2 separate regions of the Homo sapiens genome follow, and region 1 is linked to region 2. Evidence: read pairs that join two places in POLR2A ChIA-PET (ENCODE). Cell type or tissue: endothelial cell of umbilical vein. All regions are shown on one strand. Each heading gives the region's core, and the rest is flanking DNA. Links, peaks and the distances in the headings are about the cores only. Region 1 overlaps QPRT (quinolinate phosphoribosyltransferase). Region 2 holds the start of MIR3680-2 (microRNA 3680-2).

Evidence for each region. Peaks named below come from ENCODE experiments on the same cell type or tissue, not always from the same donor. Only the 100,000 strongest peaks of a DNase experiment are listed, where the experiment ranks them.
Region 1: POLR2A ChIA-PET joins it to region 2 with 15 read pairs; 5 of 35 experiments call an interaction of 5 or more read pairs at or near these places.

The regions. Positions count from the first base shown.
Region 1 is chr16:29,684,189-29,699,615 of GRCh38, reverse strand. It overlaps QPRT (quinolinate phosphoribosyltransferase), which reads right to left. Exons shown (of 4, transcript NM_014298.6): 2 at 4,417-4,952; 3 at 2,489-2,620; 4 at 917-2,417. The coding sequence ends at 2,205. Among named protein-coding and RNA genes, the nearest start is that of QPRT, 13 kb to the right of the region's middle. RefSeq lists a silencer at 1-163 and enhancers at 4,089-4,620, 7,314-7,608, 7,697-7,806, 7,417-7,917. In endothelial cell of umbilical vein, for the core only: a CTCF peak has its summit at 7,479 (motif pointing left); no DNase peak of the experiment used is centred there.
Region 2 is chr16:29,588,217-29,603,643 of GRCh38, reverse strand. MIR3680-2 (microRNA 3680-2) reads left to right here and starts at 4,379; the gene lies at 4,379-4,465. LOC105371168 (a long non-coding RNA gene) reads right to left here and starts at 5,853. Exons shown (of 2, transcript XR_950984.3): 1 at 5,822-5,853; 2 at 1-1,256. It also overlaps the pseudogene SMG1P2. RefSeq lists a silencer at 7,943-8,332. In endothelial cell of umbilical vein, for the core only: no CTCF peak of the experiment used is centred there; DNase peaks (open chromatin) are centred at 8,043 and 8,393; H3K4me3 peaks cover 1,587 bases; H3K27ac peaks cover 1,157 bases.

The DNA.
Region 1 (15,427 bases), core at 3,936-11,935, 96 kb before region 2:
GCCATGACCCACACTCAAGTCCTCTTCCACAGCTCCTCCTGGCCTCCCTGCAGCTGCTCTAGCCCCCTCAAATGCATCCTTCTGCAACGGACTGGATTGAAGCTGCGAATAAGCTTATCTGATTTTCCAGCTTGATTTCCAGCTCACTCATGAGACAGAGTCCAAATCCTCCGATCTACCATTTTGTGGTCTGGACCCAGCCCATCTCCTAGCCACCTCCTGATCACAGCTTCAAATCTTACAGCAAACAATCCAAGCCACCTCTGCCCATGCATCTCCCCTGCCTGGAAATCCATTTCCCTGCAAGGAGGGCGTGTGTTGCCCTAGAGTGCCCAGGATCCATTTCCTGTTCCCCCAGTAATGGAGTGCCCGCCCCAGCTCTCAGAGCTGGAGGATACTGGAGGGCTAACCCATTTCTGGGTTTAGGGGGAGCTTAAGACTCAGGCAGGCAGGTTCCTTTCGCTTTTTTAATGGAACGCTGTGGCTGCAACGAGCATTTTCCAGTTGGCCACAGCGCACCCCCACTTTGTCTTATTCCAGTTCCACCCATTTATTTTATCCGAATAGGTCCTGGAGGCACCGAGTTTGCAGCTCCTGGTACCCTCTCCTCACTTCTGCTCTGTCAGGCCCCAATGCCTGCCCAGATCCCAGATCCCAGTTCCCAGATCACCCCGGGGCTCAACTTTCCTCCCTTGATGCCCAGTGGAACCCCTGGTCCCATGGGGCTTCAGTTTCCCCAGTTCAGGCATAAGAAGCTGGGGTTCATCTGAGCGTGTCCATGTTCCCCCTGGAGGAAGGACGGGAGCAGGCAGGGTGGAGCTGGGATTAGAGGGGACAGGGCAGCTGCAGGTGGCACCTCTGGGCTGTGTCCTCTTGTAGCAGGACGAGCCACAGACAAAACTCCTCAGGCACCGGATTAAAGAAGGAAGAGGTTTATTTGGCCAGGAGCATTGGCAGACTTGCATCTTAATAGCTGAGATCCCTGAAAAAGAAATTCTTGGCCTTTTTAAAGGCTTACAACTCTAAGGGGTCCACGTGAAAGGGTCATGATATCTCAAGCAAGCGGGGAACGTGACTGGGGGCTACACGCATCAGCTAACAGAGCAGAAAGTTTTGCAATGCTTTTTCATACAATGTCTGGAATTTACAGATAACACAAGTAGTTTAGGTCAGGGGTTGATATTATTATTATTGTTACTTTTTTTTAACTACCAGGGCCGGGTGGTGTCGCCAAGGTCTTCTGGCTATTTATCTTACTTCTGTTTTGTTTTGTTTTCTAACTTTTTGCTTTCTCTCTTTCCTCCTGTCTTGTAAACTAGGCAAGGTGGGGGGAGGAGGGCAGCAGGAGTAGTAGTGGTCTCCTTCTTACTGTGGGACTGGCCCCTTTGGTTTAGGGTATCACCAAAGGCAGTGTCTAGGCCAGCCCAGTGTCTCTGCCCAGCAAACCTCCATCTGCTGTGCACTCACAGCCAGGCCATGCTGGTGTTTGGTACAGGTTGGGTGCATGAAGGATGAAGGTTTTGGCCTGTCTGGGGCTTTTGCCTGCCTTTCTTCCTTTCTTTCCATCCTTCCTTTCCCTCCCTCCCTCCCTCCCTCTCTCTTTCTCTCTTTCTTTCCTTTGTTTCTTCTTTGGAGACAGAGTCTCGCTCTATCACCCAGGCTGGAGTGCAGTGGCACCATCAGCTCACTGCAACCTCCACTTCCTGGGTTCAAGCGATTCTCCTGCCTCAGCCTCCTAAGTAGCTGGGATTACAGGCGCGTGCCACCACACCCAGCTAATTCTTCTATTTTTGGTAGAGATGGGGTTTCACCATGTTGGCCAGGCTGGTCTCAAACTCCTGAACTCAAGTGATCTTCCCGCCTCAGCCTCCCAAAGTGCTGGGATTACAGGTGTGAGCCATCGTGCCCGGCTGTCCCAGGTAACTTCTGACATTTGCTGACCCCTCACTATGTGCTCATTATCACCGCAGAACCCCATGTGGTTGATCCTTTATTAGACCCATTTTACAGATTAGGAAACTGAGATGAGCAGAGGTGAAGTCAGCCCTGACAGGTCACAGGAGCAGCAGGTGGCAGAGCCAGAGTTGGGCTCAAGCTAGTGCCAAATGTGCCCCATTGGCCACTGACCCTAAAGATGTGTGACCCAGAGGGTCCTGAGGAGCCACGTTAACCCATGGCCGGTGTCATCCTCTTCCGGTTTAGGACTAGTGGATTTTGGGCACTGGAGCCACCTCTTTGGCAAACAGCTTGAGGGAGAAATCAAGGGCTGGGGCCGCCTGGGTCAGCATCCCCATGGAGATGACGTCTATGTGCGGCCCGCAGAACTGGGGGAGGTTGTCCAGGGTGATGCCCCCACTGGCTTCCACAGCCACACTCGGGAACTGGGCCTTCAGCACGGTGGCCGTGGGGTGCAGCTCCTGCGGGACACAAGCCAAGGGGAGGTAAGAGCCCACCACAGATCCCTCCCCGGAGGCAGAGCCCACCTTACCTCTGGCTTGAAGTTGTCCAGCAGGACAAGGTCGGCACCAGCCTCAGCTGCCTGCACGGCCTCCTGCAGGCTGCTGCATTCCACTTCCACCTTCAGAGTGAAGTCAGCCGCCTGTCTGGCCGCCCGCACCGCCTGCTGGGCAGCCGGGAGGACAAGGGTGAGGACTGGGCCCAGCACCTGGCACTGGGGCGCAGGGAGCCGGGAGGGCGAGGGTGACGATAGGGCCCAGCACTGCAGCTGGGGCGCGGGGAGCCGGGACTGACATTTGAAAAGCTTCGGGTGGACCATGAACTTGGGGTTAATAAGGAAACCAGACTTTGGGGTTGTTTTTGCTTTGTTTTGTTTTTGAGACAGGGTCTCAACCTGTCGCCCAGGCTGGAGTGCAGTGGTGCAATGATAGCTCACTGCAGCCTCTACCTCCTGGGATCAAGTGATTCTCCCACCTCAGTCTCCCGAGTAGCTGGGACTACAGGTGCGTGCCACCATGCCCAGCTAATTTTTGTATTTTTAATAGAGACGACGTTTCACCATGGTGGCCAGGATGGTCTCTAACTCATGACCTCGTGATCCACCCATCTCAGCCTCCCAAAGTGCTGGGATTACAGGCGTGAGCCACCGCACCTGGCCACTGTTTTGTTTTTGAGTCAGGGTCCCGCTCTGTCGCCCAGGCTGGAGTTCAGTGCAGTCATAGTTCACTGCAGCCTCCACCTCCTGGGATCAAGTGATCCTCCCACCTCAGCCTCCCAAGTGGCTGGGACTACAGGGGCTTGCCCACAAGCATGGCTAATTTTTTAATTTTTTGTAGAGACAGAATCTTGCTATATGGCCCAGGCTGGTCTCAGACTCCTGGACTTAAGTAATCCCCCCAACTGGGCCTCCCAAAGTGCTGGGATTACAGGTATGAGCCACTGAGCCAGGATGTTTTATTGTAGGTTAAAATGACCACTTTTGTGGGTCAAAAAGTGGATGAATATCAGCAATATTTGGCATTTGGACCTGAGCTCAATTTGACTCAGAATATTAAAATTAGAAGGGGTGTTTAAGGGCATTTCACAGATGGGAAATAAGGTGCAGAGGGCTAGAGAGATGGGCTCAAGGCTGTGGTGCCAGTGACACTGGCTTCCCCTGTGTTGTCCTTTGCTCTTGAACATCACGCCACGCAGCAGCAGAACAAAGATAAAGAACCAATTCCAAAACCAGGCATGGTGGCTTATGCCTATAATCCCAGCACTTTGGGTGGCCAAGGTGGGAGGATCACTTGAGTCCAGAAGTTTGAGACCAGCCTGGGCAACATAGTGAGACCCCATCTCAAAAAAAAAAAAAAAAAAAAAAAAGGCAGCTGGGTGCAGTGGCTCACTCCTGTAATCCCAGCACTTTGGGAGGCCGAGGTGGGTGGATCACCTGAGGTCAGGAGTTTGAGACCAGTCTGGCCAACATGGTGAATCCCTGTCTCTACTAAAAAATACAAAAATTAGCCGGGCATGGTGGCTGGCGCCTGTAATCCCAGCTACTCGGGAGGCGGAGGCAGGAGAATTGCTTGAACCCAGGAGGCAGAGGTTCCAGTGAGCCGAGATTGCATCACTTCACTCCAGCCTGGGTGAAAGAGTGAGACTCCATCTCAAAAAAAAAAAAAAAAAAAAAAAGCAAAAATTAGCCAGTGGGGTGGAGCATGCCTGTATATCCAGCTACTGGAGAGACTGAGGCCCCATCTCCAGAAAAAGAAAAGCAGGCCCAGCTCCCCTTTAGCTTAGCTGGATGAGCTCAACTGAGCCCAGCTCAGATGGAGGAGCTGAGGTGGGAAGAGTCTTGTGTTGCTGACTCCAGGCCATGGCTGTTCACCCGGTCATGGCTGGAGGCTCTGGAGAGGGGAGGGGAGGGGAGGGGTGTGCTGAGGGTGGGGTTGGACCAGGGACAGGCAGGACCAGCACCTTCTCCACGCCACCGGCGGCCACCACATGGTTATCCTTCACCATCACCAGCCCTCCCAGGTCGTAGCGGTGCGAGGCGGCCCCGCCCACCAGGAGCCCATACTTCTCCACCAGCCGGAAGCCTGGCGTGGTCTTCCTCGTGCCTGCCACGTGCCCAGTCCAGCCGGCCCCCCTGGCGGCCTCCACTGCAGCGGCGGCAGCACTGGCAATGCCACTGCAGCGGGCCAGCGTGTTGAGGGCCACCCGTTCCCCCAGCAGCAGGCAGTGGGCAGGGCCCCGGACCTCGGCCACTCTGGCCACCGGCACCAGCTTCGATCCCTCGGGGAGGAACCAGGAGACTTGGCAGTTGAGTTGGGTAAATATGGCATCGAAGAAAGGCTGCCCTGCCAGTACCCCAGGGGATTTGGCCCACAGCGCCGCCTGCGAGGGGCCTGCCCCGCTGACCAAGGCTGCGTAGTTGAGCCCTGGGCAGTCCTCTCGGAGCCAGCTGTCCACCAGGGCTGCCAGGGTGACGGGCGGCAGCAGCAGCGCCAGGCCTGGGGGGAAGAGAGAACAGCTGTTGAGTTTGGCTGCCTCTCCTGCTGTCAGGGGTCACTGTCAAAATATTTAACAACCAGTGAAACTGGGAACTGGCCCATCAGCCTCAAGATCTAGGGGTCCCAGGGGGGGGACTGCGGTGAGGAAGGGGGGCGTGGGGGGAAGGGAGGTTGTGGGGGCGAGGGTGAGGGAGTGCTGTGGGCTTGATGAGATCACTGGGCACCTAGTTAAATTTAAACTTCTGGGCCGGGCGCGGTGGCTCACGCCTGTAATCCCAGTACTTTGAGAGGCCGAGGCGGGCGGATCACGAGGTCAGGAGATCGAGACCATTCTGGCTAATATGGTGAAACCCCGTCTCTACTAAAAATACGAAAAAATTAGCCAGGCTTGGTGGCGGGCGCCTGTAGTCCCAGCGACTCCAGAGGCTGAGGCAGGAGAATGGCGTGAACCTGGGAGGTGGAGCTTGCAGTGAGCCGAGATCAGGCCACTGCACTCCAGCCGGGGTGACAGAGTAAGACTCCGTCTCAAAAAAAAAAATTAAACTTCTGACCGGGTGCGGTGGCTCACGACTGTAATCCCAAACACTTTGGGAGGCTGGGGCAGGCAGATCACTTGAGGTCAGGGGTTCAAGGCCAGCCTGGCCAACATGGTCTCTACTAAAAATACAAAAATTAGCCAGGCTTGGGGGTGGACACCTGCAATCCCATCACAGTTTGTTTATCCAATACTCACCAGTTGCAGCTTTCAAATTCACTTAAAAAAAAAATCAGTCTGGCCAGGCGCGGTGGCTCACGCCTGTAATCCCAGCACTTTGGGAGGCCAAGGCGGGAGGATCACCTGAGGTCAGGAGTTTGAGACCAGCCTAGCCAAAATGGTAAAACCCTCCTGTCTCTACTAAAAATACAAAAATTAGCCGGGCGTGGTGGCAGGCGCCTGCAATCCCAGCTACTCGGGAGGCTGAGGCAAGAGAATTGCTTGAACCCGGGAAGCAGAGGTTGCAGTGAGCCGAGGTCACGCCACTGCACTCCAGCCTGGGTGACAGAGCAAGACTCCACCTAAAAAAATAGTAATAAAAATAAAAAATAAATAAAATGAGGATGATGGGGCTGGGTACAGTGGCTCATGCTTGTAATCCCAGCACTTTGGGAGGCTGAGGCAGGTGGATCACCTGAGGTCAGGAGTTCAAGACCAGCCTGGCCAACATGGCAAAACCCCGAAAAAAATGAGCCAAGTATAGTGGCGCAGGCCTGTAATCCTAGCCACTCGGGAGGCTGAAGCAGGAGAATCGCTTGAACCCAGGAGGCAGAGGTTGAAGTGAGCTGAGATCGTGCCACTGCACTCCAGCCTGGGTGACAGAGCAAGACTCCGTCTCAAAACAAAAAAAAGGATGATGGGGAGGTGGGGAAGGTTAATGGGTACAAAAAAAATAGAAAGAATGAATAAGACCTACTATTTGCTAGCACAACAGGGTGACTACAGTCAATAATAACTGTACATTTCGAAATAACTAAAAGAATGCAATTGGATTGTAACAGAAAGGATAAATGCTTGAGGGGATGGACACCCCATTCTCTATGATGTAATTTTTTTTTTTTTTTTTTGAGACAGAATCTCACTCTTGTTGCCCAGGCTGGAGTGCAATGGAGTGATCTCGGCTCGCTTCAACCTCCGCCTTCCGGATTCAAGCGATTCGCCTGCCTCAGCCTCCCGAGTGGCTGGGGTTACAGGCGCCTGCCACCATACCCGGCTAAATTTTGTATTTTTAGTATAGACGGGGTTTCACCATGTTGGCCAGGCTGGTCTGGAACTCCTGACCTCGTGATTCGCCCGCCTCCGCCTCCCAAGTGCTGGGATTACAGGCGTGAGCCACTGCGCCCGGCCTAACCTGATTTATTTATTTATTTGTTTTTTTGAGACGGAGTCTCGCTCTGTCGCCACTGTGGCGCCTGCAGTGGCCTGGCGACTGCAGAGGCGCGATCTCGGCGTCAGCCACCGCATCTAGCCCATGATGTGATTATTATGCATTGCATGCCTTTATCAATGTGCACCCCATAAATATATACACCTACTATATACCCACACTTTTTTTTTTTTTTTGGAGATAGTCTCGTTCTGTTGCAGTGGCGCGATCTCGGCTCACGGCAAGCTCCGCCTCCCGGGTTCACGCCATTCTCCTGCCCCAGCCTCCCGAGTAGCTGGGACTACAGGCGCCCACCACCACGCCTGGCTAATTTTTTTGTGTTTTTAGTAGAGACGGGGTTTCACCGTGTTAGCTGGGATGGTCTCAATCTCCTGACTTCGTGATCCGCCCGCCTCGGCCTCCCAAAGTGCTGGGATTACAGGCGTGAGCCACCGCGCCCGGCCAGTACCCACACTTAAAAAATAAATAAATAAATAAATAAATAAATAAATAAGGATAGTGGACATGGTGAAGGCCCCTCGCGCGGTAGGCATAGCCCGTGATGGGCCCTGCATGGCTGCGGGCAGAGGCAAACCCAGGCGCGGTGCAACAGCGCCATCTATCGGCAGGGAGAAGACCTGCAGCCTAATGGACCCCCGCCATCCGTGGAGTTGGCTTCCCCTTGAGGGGAACACAGAGCCAGCGAGGGTGTTTGATTTAGCGCGCACACACGTGCACGCACACGCACAAGCACGCGCACACAGCACACTTCTGTTCCAAGTGGAAGTGAAGGCCAGACATCCTGGCTTGCTCCGCTCTCCAAAGAGGGCCCTCTCTTGTCTACTTCCCCAAAGCCAAGCTGCTGAGTCTCCACTCACTCACCCCACCTCCCCTCCGAGCCACAAGCCTCCTTGACTGCACCCGGCTCTCCTTCGCCACATTCTCTCCCACATCTGCCCCAGATGGCTCCTGTCCCTCCACTAAGAGCTAGCTATACTGAGGCTGGGCACTGTCTCTGTTGGTCACATCCAGCTACGGAAAAGGCCTGGGAGCAAACGGCAGGGAGGAGAGCCTAATCCCCCACTCCCACTCCATTCAAACTAGGTGCAGTGCAGTGGCACGATCATGGCTCACTGCAGCCTCAACTGCCCAGGCTTAAGCAATCCTCTCGCCTCAGCTTCCCAAGGAACTGGGACTACAGGCGCACACCAACCATGCCCGGCTAATTTTTGTATATTTTTTGTTGTAGAGATGGGGGTCTCACTATATTCCCCAGCCTCGTCTTGAACTCCCAGGCTTAAGCAATCCTCGCACCTCAGCCTCTCAAAGTCCTGGGATTACAGGAGTGAGCCACTGTGCCCACCCTGATTTTTTTTTTTTTTTTTTTTTTTTTTTTTTGATGCAGAGCTTCACTCTTTTGCCCAGGCTGGAGTGAAGTGGCCTGATGTCACCTCACTGCAACCTCCGTCCCGCGGGTTCCAGGGATTCTTCTGCCTCAGCCTCCCAAGTAGCTGGGATTACAGGTGCCCGCCACCACGCCCAGCTAATTTTTGTATTTTTAGTAGAGACAGGGTTTTGCCATTTTGGCCAGGCTGCTCTCAAACTCCTGACCTCAGGTGATCCTCCCGCCTTGGCCTCCCAAAGTGCTGGGATTACAGGCGTGAGCCACCGTGCCTGGCCAGACTGATTTTTTTCTTTTTTTTTCAGGCTGATTTTTTAAAAAATGGATTTGAATTCTGCAACTGGTGAGTATTGGGTAAACAACCTGTGATGCAGGCTGGGCACCATGGCTCACGCCGTAATTCCAGCACTTTGGGAGGCCAAGGTGGGCAGATCACGAGGTCAGGAGTTCAAGACCAGCCTCTCCAACATGGTGAAATCCCATCTCTACGAAAAAATACAAAAACTAGCCGGGCGTGGTGGCATGTGCCTGTAATCCCAGCTACTTGGGAGGCTGAGGCAGGATAATCACTTGAACCAGGGAGGCGGAGTTTGCAGTGAGCTGAGGTCATGCCGCTGCACTCCAGCCTGGACCACAGACTGAGAATCCATCTCAAAAAAAGAAGAAACCAACTACTGATACACACAACAATAGGGACCTGTCTCAAATGTATCAGTCTAACTAAAAGGAGCCAGATCCAAAAGGCCGTATGATCCCATTCCCGCAGCATCCTGGGAAAGGCAAAACTATAGGCACAGAGCAAATCAGCATTGCCTGGGGAGTGGGAGGAGTTGACCACCGAGATCTGGCGAGGTTGCAAAGAAAAAGGATCACTTATACACTGTTGGTGGGAGTGTAAATTAGTTAAACCATCGTGGAGGACAGTGCAGCAATTTCTCAAAGACCAAAAACCAGAAATACCATTCCACCCAGCAATCCCATTACTGGGTATATACCCAAAGGAATGTAAACCATTCTGTTATAAAGACACATCACAGCACTATTCACCATAGGAAAGACATGATTCAACCTAAATGCCCATCAATGCTAGACTGGACAAAGAAAGTGTGGTACACATACACCGTGGAATACTATGCAGCCACAAAAAAGAATGAGATTACGTTCTTTGCAGGGACATGGATGGCGCTGGAGGCCATTATCCTTAGCAAACAAACGCAGGAACAGAAAACCAAATACCGCGTGTTCTCACTTATAAGTGGGAGCTAAATGATGAGAACACATGGACACATAGAGGGGAATAACACATACTGGAGCCTATTGGAGGGCGGAAGTTTGGAGGAGGGCAAGTGTAGCAAGACGAGCTGTGGACAAAACCCCTCAGACACCAAGATAGTGAAGGGAGTGGCTTTAATCAGCTGGGAGCATTGGCAGGCTAGCGTCTTAAAATCCGAGCTCTTCAGGTGCTCAACTTCTGTCCTTTTTAACGGCTCACAACTCTAAGGGGGTCCGCGTGAGAGGGTCGTGATTGAGCAAGCCAGGGGGTACGTGACAGGGGCTGCGAGCACCGGTGGTCAGAGTGAAACAGAACCTAACGGGAGGTTTCACAATGTCCTTCCATACAATGTCTGGAATCTATAGATAACAACAGTTGCTAGGTCAGGGGTCGAATTTTAACTACCAGGCTTAGGTCAGGCACGCCCAGGCCTGATTTCGGGTCTGGTTCCTTGGTTTCCGGTCTGGTTCCTAGGCACCAGGCTACCTGCCTTTAGTTTCGCTTCTCTTTCCTTTTCTGAGTATGAAACAATATGAGAGGGTCTCTCTCTTCCCTCAAGAGGATCAGGAAAAATAACTAATGGGTACTAAACTTAATACCTGGGTGACTAAATAATGTGTACAACCCCCATGACACAAGTTTACCTATATAATAAACCTGCACATGTACCCCTGAACTTAAGATAAAAGTTAAGGCCGGGCATGGTGGCTCATGCCCGTAATCCCAGCACTTTGGGAGGCCAAGGTGGGTTGATCACCTGAGGTCAGGAGTTCAAGACCAGCCTGTCCAACATGGCAAAACCTCATCTCTACTAAAAACACAAAAATTAACCAGCTGTGGTGGCAGGCGCCTGTAATCCCAGCTACTTGGGAGGCTGAGGCAGGAGAATCTCTTGAACCCAGGAGGCAGAGGTTGCAATGAGCTGAGATTGCGCCATTGCAATCCATCCTGGGTGACAGAGTGCAATTCGGTCTCAAAAAAAAAGTTAAATTTAAAAACAAACAAAAGGCTGGGCGCGGTGGCTCACGCCTGTAATCCCAGCACTTTGGGAGGCTGAGGCAGGCGAATCACCTGAGATCAGGAGTTTGAGACCAGCCTGACCAATATTATGAAACCCCGTCTCTCCTAAAAATACAAAAATTAGCCGGGCATGGTGGTGTGCGCCTGTAGTCCCAGCTACTCGGGAGGCTGAGGCAGGAGAATCGCTTGAACCCAGGAGGCAGAGGTTGCAGTGAGTCAATATCGCGCCATTGCACTCCAGCCTGGCCAACAAGAGCGAAACTCAGTCTCAAAAAAAAAAAAAAAGAGAATAAAAACAAACAAAAAATTAGCCTGAGGTCAGGAGTTCAAGACCAGCCTGTCCAACATGGCAAAACCCTGTCCCTACTAAAAACACAAAACTTAGCTGGGTGTGGTGGCATGTGCCTGTAATCCCAGCTCCTCGGGAGGCTGAGGCACGAGAATTGCTTGAACCTAGGAGGCAGAGTTTGCAGTGAGCCGAGATAGCACCACTGTACTCCAGCCTGGGCGACAGAGTGAGACTCTGTCTTAAATAAATTAATAAACAAACAAATAAATAAAGTAACTTTGATGGGCTCACTCAGAGGTTCTGTCTATAGCCAAACCTCACTCAGGTTCCCTCAGCTCTTTTCCAGTTAGGCCTTGGACTTCCGTGTTCACCTCTGCATCGTCCAATTTTAGCAAGAATACTGCTAAGTCAGCTTAGCCAGTCCCTCATCCTCCACATCTGATTGCCCCCGATCCCTGATGGGGGTCCTCATTCTCCACTCTCCCCCAGGCGCTGTCTGACCACCTTGGCCTGCCCTCAGCAAGAATCCCTTTAGGTTGGTCTTGTCAGAATACCCCCAACCCCCAGTGCTTTCTCATGGTAATGTCCCATCCACTGCCCCCAACTCTGCTCGTTGGCTATAACCCCCATGGTGTAGAGTTCAGCCCAGTTCTGATCTAAGGTCACTCTTCCCCTACAGCAATAGTCTGGAATGCAATATGTTTTTGCTATTTTAACGACTGTCTAGTTCTGGTTTTCTTTGATCACTCTCCTGCTGAAAACTGACCTTTCATGGTTTCAGCTCCAGTTCTCTTGACTTTTTTCTTTCTTTCTTTTTGAGACAGAGTGGAATGCAGTGGTGCAATCATGGCTCACTGCAGCCTTGAACTCCCGGGCTCATGTGGTCCTCTCACCTCAGCCTCCTGAGTAGCTGCTCCACCATGCCAAGGTAATTTTTTTTTTTTTTAATAGAGACAGGGTCTCAAACTCCTGGCTTTTAAACATTTTTTTCTTTTTCTTTTTTCTGAGACAGTCTCACTTTGTTGCCCAGGCTGGAGTGCAGTGGCATGCAATGGAAAAGGGATGGACCCCCGAGCTTTGGCAATAAAAGTAGACTCACTGCAGCCTCTGCCTCCTGAGTTCTCCTGCCTCAGCCTCCTGAGTAGCTGGGATTACAGGCATGTGCCACCATGCCTGGCCAATTTTTGTATTTTAGTACATTTCTGTATTTTATAACAGCACGAGGAGGTCATTATTGTCATCCCTGTCACAGATTAGGAACCCAAGGCCCCTGAGGGTTGTCTCCAGTCCACAATCACTTAGTGACAAGTGGCAGAGCCAGGGCTGGACCTCAGGTGTGCGGCCCCAGAGCCTGGGCTCTGATTCACTGTGCTACGCAACCTCTCTGATGGGATAAGTATCCTAGCTCACATACTATGAAGCTAACCAATATAAAATTGCCAATATTTGGCCGTTTTGACCAATAAAAGCAGCACATTTATATGGTTCAGTATACGAAGCACTTGGATATAGCAGAAAACTCAATGGCCAGACACAGTCTTTGCCCATCGAGAGGAAACAGCCGTAGACTGTGATGATGGGGGAAGAACAGGAAGCACAGAGGGACCAGGATCTAACCTCCGGGCGTGTCTGTGAGGCCCCTGCTGAGGAAGTGATGTTTAAGGGAAGACCTGCAAGAGGAACAAGAGCTGAAGGGGGAGATTGGGGATGAGGATAAGGGAAGGGGCTTCCAGGCCAAGGCACAGTCCTGCAACAGCATAGGCTAAAGCCTGACAAGTAAGAGAAAGAGCTGCCCACGCTGTTGCCTCCATGCCTAGCAATTATTAACACCCCACACAGTGCAGGTGCTCAATGAGGATGTGTCAGAGAATCAGTGAAAAATGGAAAGAAGTTGCCAGGTGTGGAGGCTCATGTCTGTTAATCCCAGCACTCTGGGAAGCCAGGGTGGGAGGAAGACAAGGCCAGGAGTTGGAGGCTGGGCACAGTGGCTCACGCCTATAATCCCAGAACTTTGGGAGGCCGAGGCAAGTGGACCACTTGAAGTCAGGAGTTCAAGACCAGCCTGGCCAAGATGGTGAAACCCCGTCTCTACTAAAAATACAAAAAATAAAAAAAATTAAAAAAATAAAAAGCCGAGCGCCTGTAATCCCAGCTACTCGGGAGGCTGAGGCAGAGAATTGCTTGAACTTGGGAGGCGGAGGTTGCAGTGAGCCAAGATTGTGCCACCGCACTCCAGCCTGGGCGACAGAGCAAGACTGCGTCTCAAAAACAAAAAACAAAAGACTTTATGTTTGAAAGCCCTTAGGAACACTGTCTAGCACAGGGTAGGCGTGCTCGCGAAGAAAAGAAGCGTTTCTCAAGTGTGGTGGACTCATGGAATAAATGACTAGGTGTCTCTGAGGACCGGTGAGTGATGTTTGCCAGGCAGAGGTGTGGGGTGGGGCTGACATTTGGGGCTGAGAAAACTGATCTGTTCACCTGCAGACAGTGTCGGGGTGGGGGCAGTGTGGGATTCACAGGTGACATGGTGGGAGGAGAGGCCACAGGGAGAAAGAACTAAACTATTTAGCTGAGGAATTTGGCCAGATCGCAGAAGCCATCATAAAATTTCATTTTATTGGCCGGACACAGTGGCTCACACCTGTAATTCCAGCACTTTGGGAGGCCGAGGTGGGCCGATCACCTGAGGTCAGGAGTTCGAGTCCAGCCTGACCAACATGGTGAAACCCCGTCTCTACTAAAAATACAAAATTAGCCGGGCATGGTGGCACATGCCTGTAATCCCAACTACTCAGGAGGCTGAGGCAGGAGAATCGGTTGAACCCGGGAGGTGGAGGTTGCCGTGAGCTGAGATCCCACCATTGTATTCCAGCCTAGGCAACAAGAGCGAAACTCCATCTCAAAAAAAATTTTCTTTTCATTTTATTTTATTATTTTTAAGTAGAGACGGGGGGTCTCGCTATGTTGCCCAGGCTGGTCTTGAACTCCTGGGCTCAAGCAGTCCTCCCACCTCGGCCTCCCAAAGTGCTGGGATTACAAGTGTGATCCACCATGCCTGACCCATCACAGAATTTTAAAAGAGGGAGTGATATGATTATGGTTTTGCTCCAGAAGGGTCACTTCAGCCACCAACTGGAGACAGATTGGGAGGCAAAAGAAGGCTGAGGTAGTCTTGGCCAGACAAAAAGTAGGCTGGGCGCGGTGGCTGTCACCTGTAATCCCAGTGCTATGGGAGGCCAAGGCAGGAGGGCCACTTGAGGCCTGGGCAACATAGTGGGACCCTGCCTCCACAAATAATTTTTTTTTGTTTGAGACGGAGTCTCACTGTCGCCTGGGCTGGAGTGCAATGGTGTGATCTCAACTCACTGCAACCTCTGCCTCCCGGGTTCAAGTGGTTCTCCCGCCTCAGCCTCCCGAGTAGCTGGGATTACAGGCATGCAGCATCATCCCTGGCTAATTTTTGTATTTTTGTAGAGATGGGGTTTCACCATGTTGGTCAGGCTGGTTCTTGAACTCTTGACCTCAGGTGATCCACCTGCCTCGGCCTTCCAAAGTGCTGGGATTACAGGTGTGAGCCACTGCGCCCGGCCAACAAATAATTAATTTGAAAAAATATTTTCAAAAAAACCAAAAGAGATGGAGCCCTGAACTTTGACAGTAGCTCTGGGGTAGATTTGAGGGCTATTTCCAAAAGGGGATCTACCAGAATTAGTAGCTAAAGAGATGTGGGAGCCTTGGGCCTCTGGCCTGGGTAGCTGAGAGCTGGCAGAAGGAGTCATTCCAGGAGAAGAGCAGGCAGGGTGGAGGTGGGACAGCAGGAGGGGGCGGTGACCCCACTGAGTGCCATGGCGTGCCAGCCATGGCGTGCCAGCCGCGGGCACCCCTGTTCCCCTTTGTGCTCTCATCTGGAGCTCACCACAGGGATTCTTCCCATTTCACAAGAACAGAAGCTGAATCCCAAAGCGTTTCCTGAATCGTGGCCTGGTGAAACAGCTTAGCTTCTGCAGAGCTCGAGAGAAAGAACGGATTTGGTTTTGCAGAGGTTAAGGCTGAGGCGGCAGCAGGAGATGTGGATGGTGGTGCCCAGAGGGTGGTAGGGAATGGCTCTGGAGTTCAGAAGAGATGCTGCCGTGGCCAGGCGCGGTGGCTCACGCCTGTAATCCCAGCGCTTTGGGAGGCCGAGGCGGGAGGATCACGAGGTCAGGAGATCAAGACCATCCTGGTGAAAACGGTGAAACCCCGTCTCTACTAAAAATACAAAAATTGAACTCCGGGGCCAACATAGCAAAACCCCGTCTCTACTAAAAATACAAAAATTAGCCAGGCGTGGTGGTGGGCGCCTGTGATCCCAGCTACTCAGGAGGCTGAGGCAGGAGAATCGCTTGAACCTGGGAGGCAGAGGTTGCAGTAAGCCGAGATAGTGCCATTGCTCTCCAGCCTGGGCAACAAGAGCAAAACTCCGTCTCAAAAAACAAAAGAAAAAAAGAAAAAGTTAGCTGGGCATGGGGGTGCACGCCTGTAGTCCCAGCTACTCGCCAGCTACTCGGGAGGCTGCGGCTTGAGTCCAGGAGTTGGAGGCTGCAGTGACCT
Region 2 (15,427 bases), core at 4,169-12,168:
TTTTATTTTTGGTGTACGTGCTCAAACTGCAGCTGCTACAAAACCAAGGCCACGGTGACCCCGGGGCCAGTCCAGCTTTGTCCCTGTGCTCTCGAGCTGCTGGAGGCCAATGCAGGATTCTGCCCACGGCTCACATGTGTGGCTTCAGACCCTGAGGGTTCTTGGGGCTGTGTCTTCACCTGGTACTGTGTAGGGGCCCTGTGAGCTGAGTCAACTGGAAGAGCCCAGAGCCTCTGCAGAAGGCCTGAGCAGGGCCCGGGCACTGTCCCTGGAGCTCTGAGTCCCTCAAGCTGTGTGGCCCGGAGCCAGGCGCTTGACTTCTCTGGTTGTTTGCTTCAGAGCTGGGAGCCTGGGGTGGCGTAGGTCTTTGGCAGGGGTCAGGTAGGGGAGGGGCCAGCCAGGAATCAAACATCCCTGACAGGTGAGGGGGCAAGTGAGGAGGGCAGGGCAGGAGCCCCTGGAGCACTTGTGCAGCAGCATCTGGACCGGTGCAAGCCCTGAGATGGCTTCAGGTCCTGCTCAGAGCTAAGGGCTCCCCGTCACCAGGGATTCTTCCATCACTGCACCTGCAGAGCCCATCGGGATTGGGGAGAGGCCCTGGCCTTAGTTTGGAACAGCTGCATCCGCCTGTCGGGTGTACAGGCTGTGCACTGGTTAAGCCTGAGCACAGAGTCTGTTCAACAAGTTCATTGTGTGGTATTTGCTTCCGCTTGCTGTTGAGTTGGACTGGCCTGGATGCTGGCCAGGAGCCCAAGTGGACTTGGTGCTTCTCTTTGACAGCCAGGATTGAAAAGCCTAGTTAAGTGGGCAGAGCACGAGGGTGAGATTTAGGAGACCTGGATGTCCTCACTTTGCCGCCCAGGAACTGCTGTGTGACTTTCAGCAAGTGGGACAACCTCTCTGAACTATGTTTACCCCAGCTATAAAATGGAGGTGTTGGATTGGCTGCCACAAGTGTCCTTCCACCTCCACAATACCGTGACTGGAGCGGGTTTTCACTCCTTTTTCTTGTTAGCATAACTGTTGGAGCTATAGAGGGTTTGGAGTGGGGTATGGGTTTCTGGGCCACAGATGTGTGAGGCTCCGCACTTAGCCAGCAGTGGCAACTCCTTATCACTGGTGCCCATGGCTTCATCTGTGCCCTGAAGATACTCATGCTGCAGTGACTGGTCAGATTAATGGTGATGCTTTCATGGGGCGCCGTAAGACATGTCCGCGAGGTATTTCGCCCATGCAACGGGAGGCAGTGTTCCAGTCTGTTGGAGACATGAAAGGGAGGCTCAGTCCCTGCAAAGGAACTTGCCCGAGTTCACACAGCATTTCAGCACTGGGTGGCCTGGCTTCAGAGTTTCAGAGGGAGGGGTGGCCCTTCCTGTCGGTCCTGGGGGTCTCCTGGAGTCAGGACCCTTGGGAAACCCAAATCCACCAGGACGCTTGCATCAGGAGAACCTGACTACATGAGAAGCTGCCCTTTTCCGGTTCTCCTGCTTACCCTTGACTTGGGGTGTCGGCAAATTTCAGAGCTTGCCAAATCTGCATCTTCCTGGCCTGTTTAAAATGAATGTGTCAGCCCCATTCTGGACAGCAGCTGACACCTCCTCCCCCGTGCCAGCCAGGACAGTGTGGTTGGGCGTAACTCAGCCCCGGTTAAAAATGGAAAAAAGTACAAAGACATGTGTTCAACGGCTGGTGACAGAATTTGAAAATGTGACACCAGCCTGTTAGTAATTTGTTTTCACAGAAACCTGATTCAACACTGAGCAGACAGGTGGGGCCAGGGCCTTGGGATCATCTCTGTTCTTGCCCAGGGACATCTGTATGTCTGGCCCAAAGCGGGGGCCTTGTGCTCTGCAGAGACTGGACATCAAAATTGAGCCATTATAAGCAGACCATCCTGGCCAGGCACGGTGGCTCACGCCTGTAATCCCAACACTTCGGGAGGCCAAGGTTGGCGGATCGCCTGAGGTCAGGAGTTCGAGACCAGCCCGGCCAACATGGTGAACCCTTGTCTCTACTAAAAATACAAAAATTAGGCGGGCGTGGTGGCAGGTGTCGGTAATCCCAGCTACTGAGGCAGGAGGCTGAGGCAGGGGGCAGGAGAATCACTTGATCCCCGGAGGCAGAGGCTGCAGCTACTCGGGAGGTAGAGGTGAGAGAATGGCTTGAACTCAGGAGGTGGAGGTTGCAGTGAGCCAAGATCGCACCATTGCACTCCAGCCTGGGCGACAAGAGCGAGACTTTGTCTCAAAAAAAAAAAAAAAAAAAAAAAAAAAAAATGGAAACACTGCCTTTGCTTCCCTGCCCCGGAACTGCTTCATTTTCCTTGGGGTTTCTGGACCACTTTGACCTCTCTCTGTGGCCAGCAATGGTGGGGAGGTGGGTGGATCTGGAGCTGGCATGGGCAGGCTCAGCATTCCAGCCCATTCTGGGGTGAGGTTGGCCTTGGGTGAGGACAGGGGTCACTGGGTCAGACATTCATTTTCTGGAGCCCAGGGGTGGTGACGTGTCCATCAGGGAAGCACGCGCCTGTGCTGGGGGGTGCTCCCTGGACCAGCAGCGCCGGCCTCCCTGGGACCTTGTTCTGTGCAGATGTGTTGTCTCCCTCTCCCCCGACCTGCCTGATCAGAAGCTCTGGGTTTCCATCCCGCTCCCCGACCACTGCTTTTACAAGTCCCCCCAGGGGATGACACGGGAGATGGTGGGGGCTGTCTATCAGTGGAGAAGGTGGGCGCTGTCTATTGGTGGAGATGGTGGGGGCTGTCTGTCGGTGAAGATGGTGGGGGCTGTCTGTCGGTGGAGAAGGTGGGGGCTGTCTGTCAGTGGAGATGGTGGGGGCTGTCTGCCGGTGGAGATGGTGGGGGCTGTCTGTCGGTGAAGATGGCGGGGGCTGTCTGTCGGTGGAGAAGGTGGGGGCTGTCTGTCGGTGGAGATGGTGGGGGCTGTCTATCAGTGGAGAAGGTGGAGGCTTGTACTCAGAGCAGGGGATATTTAGACTTGAAGGGGCCAGGGAGGAAGGTACTGGTTCTACTAAGCCCCATGTTCACTGGGCAGCCACTAAGTTTGGGACCGTGTGTGTACTGAGTGGATTCCGACAAAGAAGCTGTCTCAGGAGCCCCAGCCAGCTGCAGAGGGGGGCCCAAGCTCCAAGGCTGGGTGTCAGGTTTGCCAGGTGCTGGTTCGGCTAGGGGCCGCAGGCTGCGCTGGGCGGGACTGGGCTGGGCTGGTACCTGTGCCCGGTGTCAGGCCAGCTGTAGTTGCAGCGGTCAGCTGCCGCTCTCTGGCCCCATGCGAACTGCTGTGCCAGGTGCACCCTGGGGGACCAGGCTGCCTGGGCTTCCTGGAACTGGTGAAGTTGCCGCCACTTCCTCTATGCTGTCTCCAGCAGGCAATTCTGGGTAAACGATCTTCATTTGCCTATAAAGCTGCACAGCTCACAGGCCTTGGATCGTTTCTGCCCAGCCCCAGCATTGGCCCTTTGGACAGACTCTGAAACTGTGCGCAGAACGCACCCTGTCATTACAAATGACTCCTGGAGGCAGTCCCCGGGGGCCTGGCAGGAGCACCTCTGTTTCTGTTGGGTCTGAAAATGACAGACCAATTGCTTGAACCCAGGAGGCGGAGGGTGCAGTGAGCCGAGATCGAGACATTGCCCTCCAGCCTGGGCAACAAGAGCAGAACTCCGTCTCAAAAAAAAAAAAAAAAAAAAAAAAAAAAATCTTCACAAATGTAATTTGTAATGGCTGCAGAAAATTTCAGCTCTGAATGTACTGCATCCTAATCAGTTTCCTATTGTTGAGAATTAGTATAATATCCAGGTGTTTTGTTTTTGTTTTGCTATTAATAAGTAAAGCTGAGATGAATACTTCTGTATCAATCTTGATCCTTATTTTAGATAATTTCCATTTCATTCCTCCCATTTCTTGCGTGCTTCCTATGGTCAGGTGCTGTGCTGTGTGCTGAGTATGGAGGAGGTAGGCTGAGATAGACGTGACCTTTGCTCTTGCAAAGCTGATATCCTAAGGGTTGGACAGATGCTAAATGTGCAAAGAAACCCAATACTTGCAGATGGTGCTGGGTACTACCAAGGAAAGAAATAGGGTATATGACAGAGTACCTGGAAAGGGCACTGGCCAACTTTTATGGGCAGGGAGGTCAAAGCAAACCTGTCTGGAGATGAGACAGGCCAGGAAAATCAGGGCAGGGGCCAGAGTAGGGCAAATGTGGTGTCTAGAGCCTCATTTTTTTAGACGGATTCTCGCCCTGTTGCCCAGGCTGGAGTGCAAAGGCAGGATCTCGGCCCACTGCAACCTCTGCCTCCCAGGTTCAAGCAATTCTCCTGCCCCAGCTTCCTGAGTAGCTGGGATTACAGTACAGCCTCAAATTTAAGGAGGGACTCACTCACAGGATTGTGCAAATGCAAAGTTGGCTTTTGCATGACCCTGGGAGTAGGTGCCTCCTTAAATTTTGCACCCTCAGCAACTCCATCCCCTGTCACTTTGCTAGTCCCAACCCTGATGGGAACAAATGCAGGGAAGGCATTCCAGATGGCGGGAACAGCAAGTACAAAAATCCAGAGGCCAGAAAGGCTTGGTGTGTTTCAGGAACAGAAACTCGGTTCCCATGACTGAAATGGAGTAGGGAAATCCTAATGGAGCCAGAGAGGCAGAACCACCAACAGGAAGAAGAAAAAAATGTTGGAAGTTATGAGAGTTGCTCACGTTTGATTCATTTGATTAATTTTATTGAAATGGAGTCTCACTCTGTTGCCCAGGCTGGAGTGTAGTGGCACGATCTAGGCTCACTGCAACCTCCACCTCCTAGGCTTAAGTGATTCTCTCATCTCAGCCTCCCAAAGTGCTGGGATTACAGGCGTGAGCCAGCATGCCCCACCTGAAGCAATTTCTTTGTTGTCTTTTTTTTTTTTTTAACTTCTCCCATAGAAATAATTAACCCTCAAAAAACACTCAGTGTTGACAAAGGGTGGTGTGAGGACACAGAAAGTATCAGACTATCATTGGCAGAAACTTCCTGGAAAGCAACTTAACAGTCTGTATCCAAAGACTTAAAATCATTAACAGCCTTTTCCCCAATAACTCCACTTCTCGGAATCTATCCTAAGGAAATCTGCCACAGCCAGAGTGATTTTTTCCGTCCCCTTAAGAAATGGTCTCATCCTGTTGCCCAGGCTGGAGTGCAGCGGCACCATTATGGCTCACCACAGCCTGAAACTCGTGGGCTCAAGCGATTCTCCCACCTCAGCCTCCCAAGTAATTGGGATCACAGGCATGCCTCCACATCCATATGCCTAGTTGGATAATATTTTGACCAATAAAGAAAAAGAGGGCCAGGCGCGGTGGCTCACGCCTGTAATCCCATCACTTTGGGAGGCCGAGGCGGGTGGATCACGAGGTCAGGAGATTGAGACCATCCTGGCTAACACGGTGAAACCCTGTCTCCACTAAAAATACAAAAAACAAAATTAGCCGGGCTTGGTGGCGGGCGCCTGTAATCCCAGCTACTCGGGAGGCTGAGGCGGGAGAATGGCTTGAACCCGGGAGGCAGAGCTTGCAGTGAGCCAAGATTGCGCCACTGCACTCTAGCCTGGGCGACAGAGCGAGACTCCTTCTCAAGAAATAATAATAATAAAATAAAAAAATAAAAAAGAAAAAGAAAGGTAGTACCAGAGATTGTGTCCAGTTGCTCAAGCAATTTCTAACTTGTCTAATTTTAAAATTTTTTAAATTTTTATACAAAATTAGCCAGGCATGGTGGCATGTGCCTGTAATCTCAGCTACTTGGGAGGCTGAGGCAGGAGACTCACTTGAACCTGGAAGGCAGAGGTTGCAGTGAGCTGAGATCACACCATTGCACTCCAGCCTGGGCCACAAGAGTGAAACTCCGTCTGAAAAAAAAAAATTTAATTTTTTTTTGTAGAGATGGGGGTCTCACTATGTTGCTCAGGCTGGCCTATAACTCCCAGGCTCAAGGATCTTCCAGTCTCAGCCTCCCATCACTGTAATTACAGGCATGAATCACTTCACCTAAATGATTTTTTTTTTTTTGAGACAGTCTTGCTCTGTCACCCAGGCTGGAGTTCAGTGGCACGATCTCGGCTCACTGCAACCTCTGGCTCCCGGGTTCAAGCAATCCTCATGCCTCAGCTTCCCCAAATAGCTGGGACTACAGGTGTGCGCCACCATGCCTGGCTAATTTTTGTATTTTTTTGTAGAAACGGGGTTTCACCATGTTTGTCAGGCTGGTCTCTTGACCTCAAGTGATCCACCCACCTCGGCCTCCCAAAGTGCTGGGATTACAGGAGTCAGCCATCCATGGTGCCCTGCCTTTTCTCTTTCTTCTCCTCCCTCCCTCCCTACCCTCCGCAGCCCAGGCTGGAGTGCAGTGGTGGGATCATAGGTCACTGCAGCCTCCACCTGCTGGACTCAAGTCATCCTCCTGCCTCACCCTCCTGAGTTCCTGGGACCACAGGCACGCGCTACCACGCCGGGTAATTTTTGTAGTCCCCATCATTTAGAACTGGCAGGATCCTCCCTTAGTGAGGGATTGGTGGCCATAAGCAAGGAGCCCAAGGTGGAGGGGATATGCATGTGTGTGGAGGTGTCAACTCCTCATAATCTTCAAGTACTTTTGGTTACAATTTTTAATTGCACAAGCGATATATAAAGACGTTTTCTTTGCAACATAAAATGATAGGTTAAGACTCCTTATGCAGATAAGGTTTAGACACTTGTTTAAGGAGCATCCTGGCCCACCTTTTAAAAAATGTGTATGCATTCACTTTATGCATCAGATGGTTTAGGGAATTTTTTTCCCTGGGGCATGGGACATGTCATGGGGTAGATGGTCAGGTACGTCTCCTCTACCCAGCTGATTCTCTTTTTTTTTTTTTTTTTTTTTTTGGAGACGGAGTCTTGCTCTGTCGCCCAGGCTGGAGTGCAGTGGAGCGATCTCTGCTCACTGGGAGCTCCGCCTCCCGGGTTCACGCTATTCTCCTGCCTCAGCCTCCGGAGTAGCTGGGACTACAGGCGCCCGCCACCACGCCCAGCTAATTTTTTGTATTTTTTAGTAGAGACGGGGTTTCACCGTGTTAGCCAGGATGGTCTCGATCTCCTGACCTCGAGATCTGCCCGCCTCGGCCTCCCAAAGTGCTGGGATTACAGGCGTGATCTACCGCGCCCGGCCTTCTCTTTCTTTTCTCCTTTCCTTTCCTTTCCTCCCTCCTTTCCTTCCTTCCTTCCTCCCTCCTTTCCTTCCTTCCTCCCTCCTTCCCTCCCTCCCTCCTTTCCTTCCTTCCTTTTTCTTCCCTCCCTGCTTTCTCTCTCTCTCTTTTATTTTTTTGAGACAGAGTTTCACTCTTGTTGTCCAGGCTGGACTGCAATGGTCTGATCTCGGCTCACTGCAACCCCGGCCTACTGGGTTCAAGCGATTCCCCTGCCTCAGCCTCCCAAGTAGCTGGGATTACAGGCGTCCTCCACCATGCCCGGCTAATTTTTGTATTTTTAGTAGAGGCGGGGTTTCTCCATGTTGGCCAGGCTGGTCTGGAACTCCTCACCTCAGATGATCCGCCCACCTCGGCCTCCCAAAGTGCTGGGATTACAGGCGTGACCCACCGCGCCTAGCCCCCAGCTTCTTTCACCAGCAGAAGGCGGGCAAGCCTCAGGGTGAGAGGACTTCAAAGCACATTTCACATTGCAGAGGACAGGGTTTGGTGGTCGTGGGTACTCCCTTCCCTTACATCGTTTAGTTTTTTTCATTGGGAAGAAATGGTAAAAGGTGCTAGGACTCGATGGGCACATTTCAGGTGGAGGTTGGGAAGGTGGATATCCACCTCTCGATCTTACTATTTTCACTTTCCACTCCCCCCCGTAGAAAGTGGGAAAACTGGCGCACGTGAAACCAAGGGCACGCCTGTGTGCGCTCGCACCCCAGGGCACCAGCCCCCACCACCCACACTGCAGGTCCTTGATTGGACGCCTGTTTACACCTGACTGCCCAGCCCTCCGGTGCTTTCCGGGAAGCGTTTGGGAGAAAAGTGTGTGGCCGCAGTAGTGGAGATCCCTTGTCTTAGGATTCGTCACTACTACGCCCAGACCTCTTCGCCGTCCAAGAGCCTGGGGCCGTGGGGGGCGGGGCGGCCTGCTATCGGCCCCGCCTCTCTCGGCCCCGCCCCGCCGACAGGACCCGCCTCTCTCCCCAGGCCCGGCGGGGCCGACCCCGCCTCTCGCTCCCAGCATGCCGTGCGACAGTGGCGGCGCGGCGGGCGGAGCCGGGAGGCGGGGAAGCAGTGGCCTTGTGAGCGTGGGGAGCTGCCGCCACCGCCTGCTCCTCGTCGTCCTCGTCCTCCGGGGCCCCGGCGTCGTGGGCCGCGCATGGCCCTGGAAGAGAAGTCGGCGCCCCTTCATCCGCCTCTCTCTCACCGCGCCGCTCCCGCCTCCTCATTCTGCGTTGCGGGCTCAGGCGGAACCCGGAACGGCCGTCCTCTTACCCCGCCCTCCGCCGCCGCCTCCTCCTCCTCCTCCTCCTCCTCCTCCTTCTCTTCCTCCTCCTCGGCTTCCTCCTCAGCCCCGGGCCGGAGCGGGGTGTCGGCAGCGGCCGGTTCGGGCGGCGACTCGCGCTTCTCTGGGCGGCGGCGCTTGGCCATGTCGTGTCGGGGAAGGTAATGAGCCGCAGAGCCCCGGGGTCTCGGCTGAGCAGCGGCGGCACCAACTATTCGCGGAGCTGGAATGACTGGCAACCCAGGTGGGTGACCGGCCCGGGACCCCGCCCCGACCTCCCGGGCTCCGCCTCGGGCGGGCCGAGGCCTAGGGCCGCGGGGCTGGGAGGCGCGGCCTAGGCCCTCCACCCACCGGAGCCGGGCGCGGCTTCCTGGTTCTCCTCCGCCCCGGCTGGGGGAGGAAGGCCACGGGGAGGCGAGGCCTAAGTGCCTCTCCCCTCCCTGCATGTTCAGCCTGGGGCTGAAGCCGAGACCCGGGGCTCCCGGCGGTGGCACTGGCCTAGGGTCGGGACCAGGAGGTGAGAAAGAGGCGGGGGTGGTGGGGGGGCATTCCACTTACCGCCTCCCCCTGACCCCGAGTTGGGAGATCCTGAGAGTCCAGGACCCTCCCTGTTACTCATTCACTTTCTCGGTTCCCCAGTCTTTCAGCCGCCACGTGAGAGCTCTTGTAACCTCTGTTCCCTTTCTGTGACCCCCACGTGGTAATATTGAAAAAACCAAAACAAAACTCCAGCCAAGGCATTGCTCTGACTTTAGGCAGAACATTCATTAGTGGAGCATGAGATGAGATTGTGTGACTGTTGATGGGATCGACCCACTCTGGTCTTGGGCGATGGAAGTTTTCCCTAAGTGCAAGGCCGGTTACTCTGGTGAATCGTAATTCATACCTGGACACTTGAGTGAACTCTTTGGGCACCCACTTAGAAGTCTAGAGAATTTCCTCTTTTATGGAGGATTTGATCTCAGACCGTTTTGGGGCTTAGTTAGATTTGAATATATTAGGAACATTAACTTTTTAAATAAATGTAATTTCCTGTCTTTTTGATCAATGGGGGGAGGGCAGCTGTGCCTAATTTAGGATTGATTTATTCTAACCTCTCTTACTAAATAAATGCTTGTATTCAGAGTCTGTTTGGAATTTAACCCAATGCTTAGAACTCCTTAAATATACAGAAATATATTTTAGGGGCAATTGATTCATGGAACTCTCCTACTTTGGAGCACAATTGTATTATAATTGTCCGGAAACTGGCCAGATAATGTAGAACGCACAAGTTGTTGAGAAGCCCTTTTGTTTCCTGATAGTTACATGTAATTCCAGCAGTATTTGGAAATAATTTGCTAAGATGTTAGAATGTAACATTTGAAGACTCATTAGAAAAATCAATAAAATTATCTTTGGCTAATGGGTAGTACACATCTTAGTCTGTTTAATATGCCTTTCCAAAAAAAACTGTGTCTGTTGAGAATTGGTGTATATAACTAGATGACTTTAATAATTAGTGCCTGAGTCTAGAATTGAGATGTTTAGTCGTAAAAAAAAAATATTGTTCGATAAACAGCGTTGACTTGTCTTGTACCACTTAAGAGTTTGTGAGTGCTTTAAATAAAATTAGTTAAGTATTTTTCTTCCTATGATTGACATGCTTAGTTTTGCCTTTTTATTGAAATGTGTGAAATTTGATTATCTGGCATCTAACAAATCAGGTGGTAAATGAATGACAATGGATTTTCTATTATTTTTCAGTATTGTGATCAGTATAAGTATTTAAGAGAATTTAGTAACCTTTTAGAAGAATAAAGTGCCTTCCCAAATAGTCCTACAGCTTTTGTAAAGTGTAAATTGTAGTTTGTAGTTCTAAATAAATAGAGAAGAGTCGCAGCCACGTGCTAGGGCCAGCTGACTTCATTGCTGACAGGTATGAAGCCAAATGGCTTATGTAGTTATGGAATATGTACATAAGCTATTAATAAATATTATCCATGTTGTTTCTTTCAAGTGCTTTATTTCTTGGCTCTGGGGAGGGGCGATGTGGGAAGGGAGGAGCTTACAAGAAAGCTTGCAAGGTTTCTTTGAAGCTGTGCTTTTTGTAGGAAAGTTTCAGGATGTAACGCCTTGGTAGACGATACTGTGATACATTTGGTTACAGGGAGTAACAGTTTGTTAGGATGTTGGAAAGATTTGATTTTCTCCTGTTGTAGAGGGAACAGGAAAGTGTGGACATACCCCATAGCATAACTTGATTTGTTGCTAAGATTGTCATAGCTGATTTGTTAGTCAATAAAAATACCTGGGGTGTTTGCCAAGTCATAAATTTTTATTAGTTAAATTTGAGGTGATTCTGTCCCCTATTCAGAAAGATGACAGACTCCAGGTAACTGACGGAACGGATCTTGATCTTGCTTCTTGCTTAAATGAAGGTTTAGAACATCTTCAGATGCAGGCACATTTATTATGGTTCATCTGAATAATTTTGGTGAAAATTTTTTTTGCCTCTTATGTACCATTTTGTCCCTGGTGTTTTGGTTCTGTTTTCCTTGATGTAGGCTTTTTTTTTTGTCTTCCTGAGATGGAGTCTTGCTCTGTCTCCCAGGCTGGAGTGCAGTGGTGTAATCTCGACTCACTGCAGCCTCTGCCTCCCGCTTACAGGGAAAAATTCTCCTGCCTCAGCCTCCTGAGTAGCTGGGATTACAGGCGTCCAGCTAATTTTTGTATTTTTAGTAGAGACGGGATTCCACCATGTTGGCCGGCCTGTTCTTGGACTCCTGACTCAGGTGATCCGCCTGCTTTGGCCTCCCAAAGTGCTGGGATTACAGGTGTAAGTCACCGCACTCAGCCGATTTAGGCTTTTGAAAAAGCAATACTTGTTGATTTCTTTTAGTGTTAGTTTGCCAGTTGGTGTGGAAAATGACTGTTGAGTCAATTTTGACCACACATGATACTTCACACATACAGACAGGAAGTGTTCCAGGTGGCTGAATACGTGAATGTCATATGGCAAGAGAGCAAACCCGTGTTCCATAGAAGCATACCTCCAACAGTAAGCATTTATATGGCACTGGCTTATAGTCTTCCTTTTCATTCACTGTGCTCTCAGTCAACTCTTCTGTCAATTTTTTTGAGACAGGGTCTTGCTGTGGTCACCCAGGCTGGAGTGCAGCGGCACAGATACTTGGCTTACTGCAGTCTCGACCTCCCAGGCTCAAGCCTCCTGCCTCAGCATCCACAAGTAGCTGGGGCTACAGGCGCTTGCCAACAGCCCGGCTCATTTTTGTATTTTTTATAGAGATGGGGTTTTCACCACGTTGCCCAGGCTGGTCTTGAACCCCTGAACTCAAGCAATCTGCCCACCTTCAGCCTCCCAAAGTGTTGAGATTATAGGTGTGAGCCACCGCACCCGACATTTAAGAATGGTTAAGCAGGCTGGGGGCAGTGGCTCACGCCTGTAATCCCAGCACTTTGGGAGGCTGAGGTTGGTGGATCACCTGAGGTCAGGAGTTCGAGACCAGCCTAGCCAACCGACATGGTGAAACCCCCGTCTCTCCAAAAAAAAAAAAAAATAAATAAATTAGCAGGATGTGGTGGTGCATGCCTGTAATCCCAGTTACTCGGGAGGCTGAGGCAGGAGAATCACTTGAACCTGAGAGGCGGAGGTTGTAGTGAGCGACATCACACCACTGCACTCCAGCCTGGGCAACAGAGCAAGACTCCTTCTCAAAAAAAAAAATAAAAAATTAAAAAAAGAATGGTTAAACAAATGAGTGGTCTTAGGTCAGTTGTATTATTTGAAATCTGTGGGTTCCTCAAGCGTAAAGTTGAGAAGGTTTTGGGAACCACTGGATGCCTCTGGTTTTTTTCATATGAAGAAACAGAGGTGGTGGCTTCTTAGAACAAAGGGATATCTGACCTATGGAGGTTGCCCTCTTTACTCCTCTTCCCTAAAAAAATGACCTATCATTGCCAATAGCTAAAGTCTGTCATTTTTTCCACCTTAGTTTGGAAGATAATCTTCTAGTATCAATCAAGACAGAGATCAGAATGATGTGTTTTAAATGTGTAATTCATAATTGTACATTTTAATATTCTAAAGTGACATTGATTAATTTGACATTGGAGTCAAGTAGATTGATTAATTCAACAAAGAAGAGAAGGCATTCAAGTCAACAGAAAACAAGTAGATTTTACTTCTCCACTGGGGGTGTTAGGACATTAATTATGTACTTGGTCTTACTTGTTTAGTAGTAGATCTATATTGAGTGTCTTACTGTGCCCAAACTTAGGATCTTTGTATATTTCTAAAAGGATGAAACTGTATAATAAAAACACCTTCCAATTTTGGTAGATTGTAGACAGATCAGAGTATTCAAAAGTATACACATCTTCTCTATTGTGAAAGACCAAAAAATGGAAATGTGTTGTGAAATTAGAAAAGCTGTATACTAGTATGTCTGATGTTGTGAGAAGCTGGATTTTTGAAACCAGAGTTGTCTGTTCAGCCTTTTATCAGTCTGTACTAAGTTTGATGTCCATAGGTACATAATATAGGGAAATACATAAAGGATAAAATTAAGTGAAGTTACATATTTTATACTTATTAGGTGGGTGCAAAAGTAATTGCGGTTTTGGCAAAAACCGCAGTTACTTTCACACCAGTCTAATATTAAATGGAACTAGAGTCAAATAGAATTTAGCGATTGCCAGTTCTGTTCCACAGATTTCAAAGTACACTAAGGAAAATTTCAGCAAATTGTGCATGGCTGTTTTACTTGGGGGAGAGTAAAACGGCCATAATAAACTAAAAAATAAAAATTAAAACTAAAGGAACGTTTGTTTTTATGTTTTTCTTTTCTTTTCTTTCCTCTTTTTTGAGATATGCTCTTGCTCTGTTGCCCAGGCTGGAGTGCAGTGGTGCAATCACTGCTCACTGCAGCCTTGACTTCCTGGGCTCTGGGAATCCTCCCGCCTTAGCCTCCTGAGTAGCTGGGACCACAGGTGCATACCACCACACCTGACTAATTTATTTATTTTTCCTCTCTCTCTCTCTCTCTTTTTTTTTTTTTTTTTTGAGACAGAGTTTTACTTTGTTGCCCAGGCTGGAGTATAGTGGCACAATCTCAGCTCACTTGCAACCTCCACCTCCTGGTTCAAGTGATTCTCCTGTCTCAGCCTTCCAAGTAGCTGGGAATACAGGTGCATGCCACTATGCCCGGCTAATTTTTCTGTTTTTAGTGGAGATGGGATTTCACCATGTTGGCCAGGCTGGTCTTGAACTGCTGACCTCAGGTGATCCACCCGCTTTGGCCTCCCAAAGTGCTGGGATTCCAGGCATGAACCACCATGCCTGGCCTCCTCTCTCTTTTTCTGAAACAGAGTCTCACTCCAGTGCCCAGGTTGGAGTGCAGTGGAACCATCTCAGCTCACTGCAGCCTCCATCTTCCAGGCTCAATAAGTCCTCCTACCTCACCCTCCCAATAGCTGGGACCACAGGTGCATGTCACCACCCCCAGCTACTTTTTTTTTGTTGTTTTCTGTAGAGACGGGGTTTTGCCATGCTGCCTGGACTGGTCTTGAATACCTAGGCTCAAGTGATCCTTCCTCCTTGGCCTCCCAAAGTGCAAGGATTACAGGTGTGACCCACCATGCTTGGCACGCTAATTTTTTATTTTTATTTTTTTGTAGAGATGGGGCCTCCCCATGTTGCCCATGCTGGTGTCAAACTCCTACTCCAGTATGAAATAAGTCATTCCTTATGAAACAGTTAGTAATCGTATCTTTAAGTTGAACCTTCCCCTCACCCCAACTTTTTTTTTTTTTTTTTTTGAGACGGAGTTTTGCTCTTGTTGTCCAGGCTGGAGCGCAATGGTGCAATCTTGGCTCACTGCATCCTCCGCCTCCCAGGTACAAGCTGTTTTCCTGTCTCAGCCTCCCAAGTAGATCAGATTACAGGCATGTGCCACCACACCCGGCTAATTTTTTTATATTTAGTAGAGACGGGGTTTCACCATGTTAGGCTGGTCATGAACTCCTGACCTTAGGTGATCCACCTGCCTCGGCCTCCCAAAGTGCTGGGATTACAGGTGTGTGCCACTGCACCCCGCCTTTTTTTTAAAGACATAGTTTCACTCTGTCTCCCAGGCTGGAGTGCAGTGGCACGATCTTGGCTCAGTACAACCTCCACCTCCTGGGTTCAAGTGATTCACGTGCCTCTGCCTCCCGAGTAGCTGGGACTACAGGTGCATGTCACCAGGCCTGGCTAATTTTTTATTAGAGACCGGGTTTCGCCATGTTGGCCAGGCTGGTCTCGAACTCCTGACCTCAAGTTCCCACCTTGTGCTTCTCAAAGTGCTGGGATTACAGGAGTGAGACACCGTGCCTGGACTCCCCAACCCATTTTGTTTTTATTCCTTTATAAATTAGTATAATGGAAGGTTTTTTTGTTTGTTTTTTATAACAGGTAATAAAATACTCTAATTCAGTAAATATTGATGCTTCTAGGGAGATGTGTGTGTGTGTGTGTGTGTGTGTATAAATTTTTTTTTTTTTTTTTTTTAAGATGGAGTGTTGCTCTGTTGCCCAGGCTAGAGTGCAGTGGTGCAATCTCGGCTCACTGCCAGCTCCACCTCCTGGGTTCACTCCATTCTCCTGCCTCAGCCTCCCGAGTAGCTGGGATTGCAGGTGCCCGCCACCACGCCTGGCTAATTTTTTGTATTTTTAGTAGAGATGGGGTTTCACCGTGTTAGCCAGGATGGTCTCGATCTCCTGACCTTGTGATCCGCCCGCCTCGGCCTCCCAAAGTGCTGGGATTACAGGCGTGAGCCACCGTGCCCGGCCATAATTTTTTTTTTTTTTTGAGATGGGGTCTCACTGTATTGCCCAGGCTGAAATGCACTGGTGCAATCTTGGCTTACTGCAAC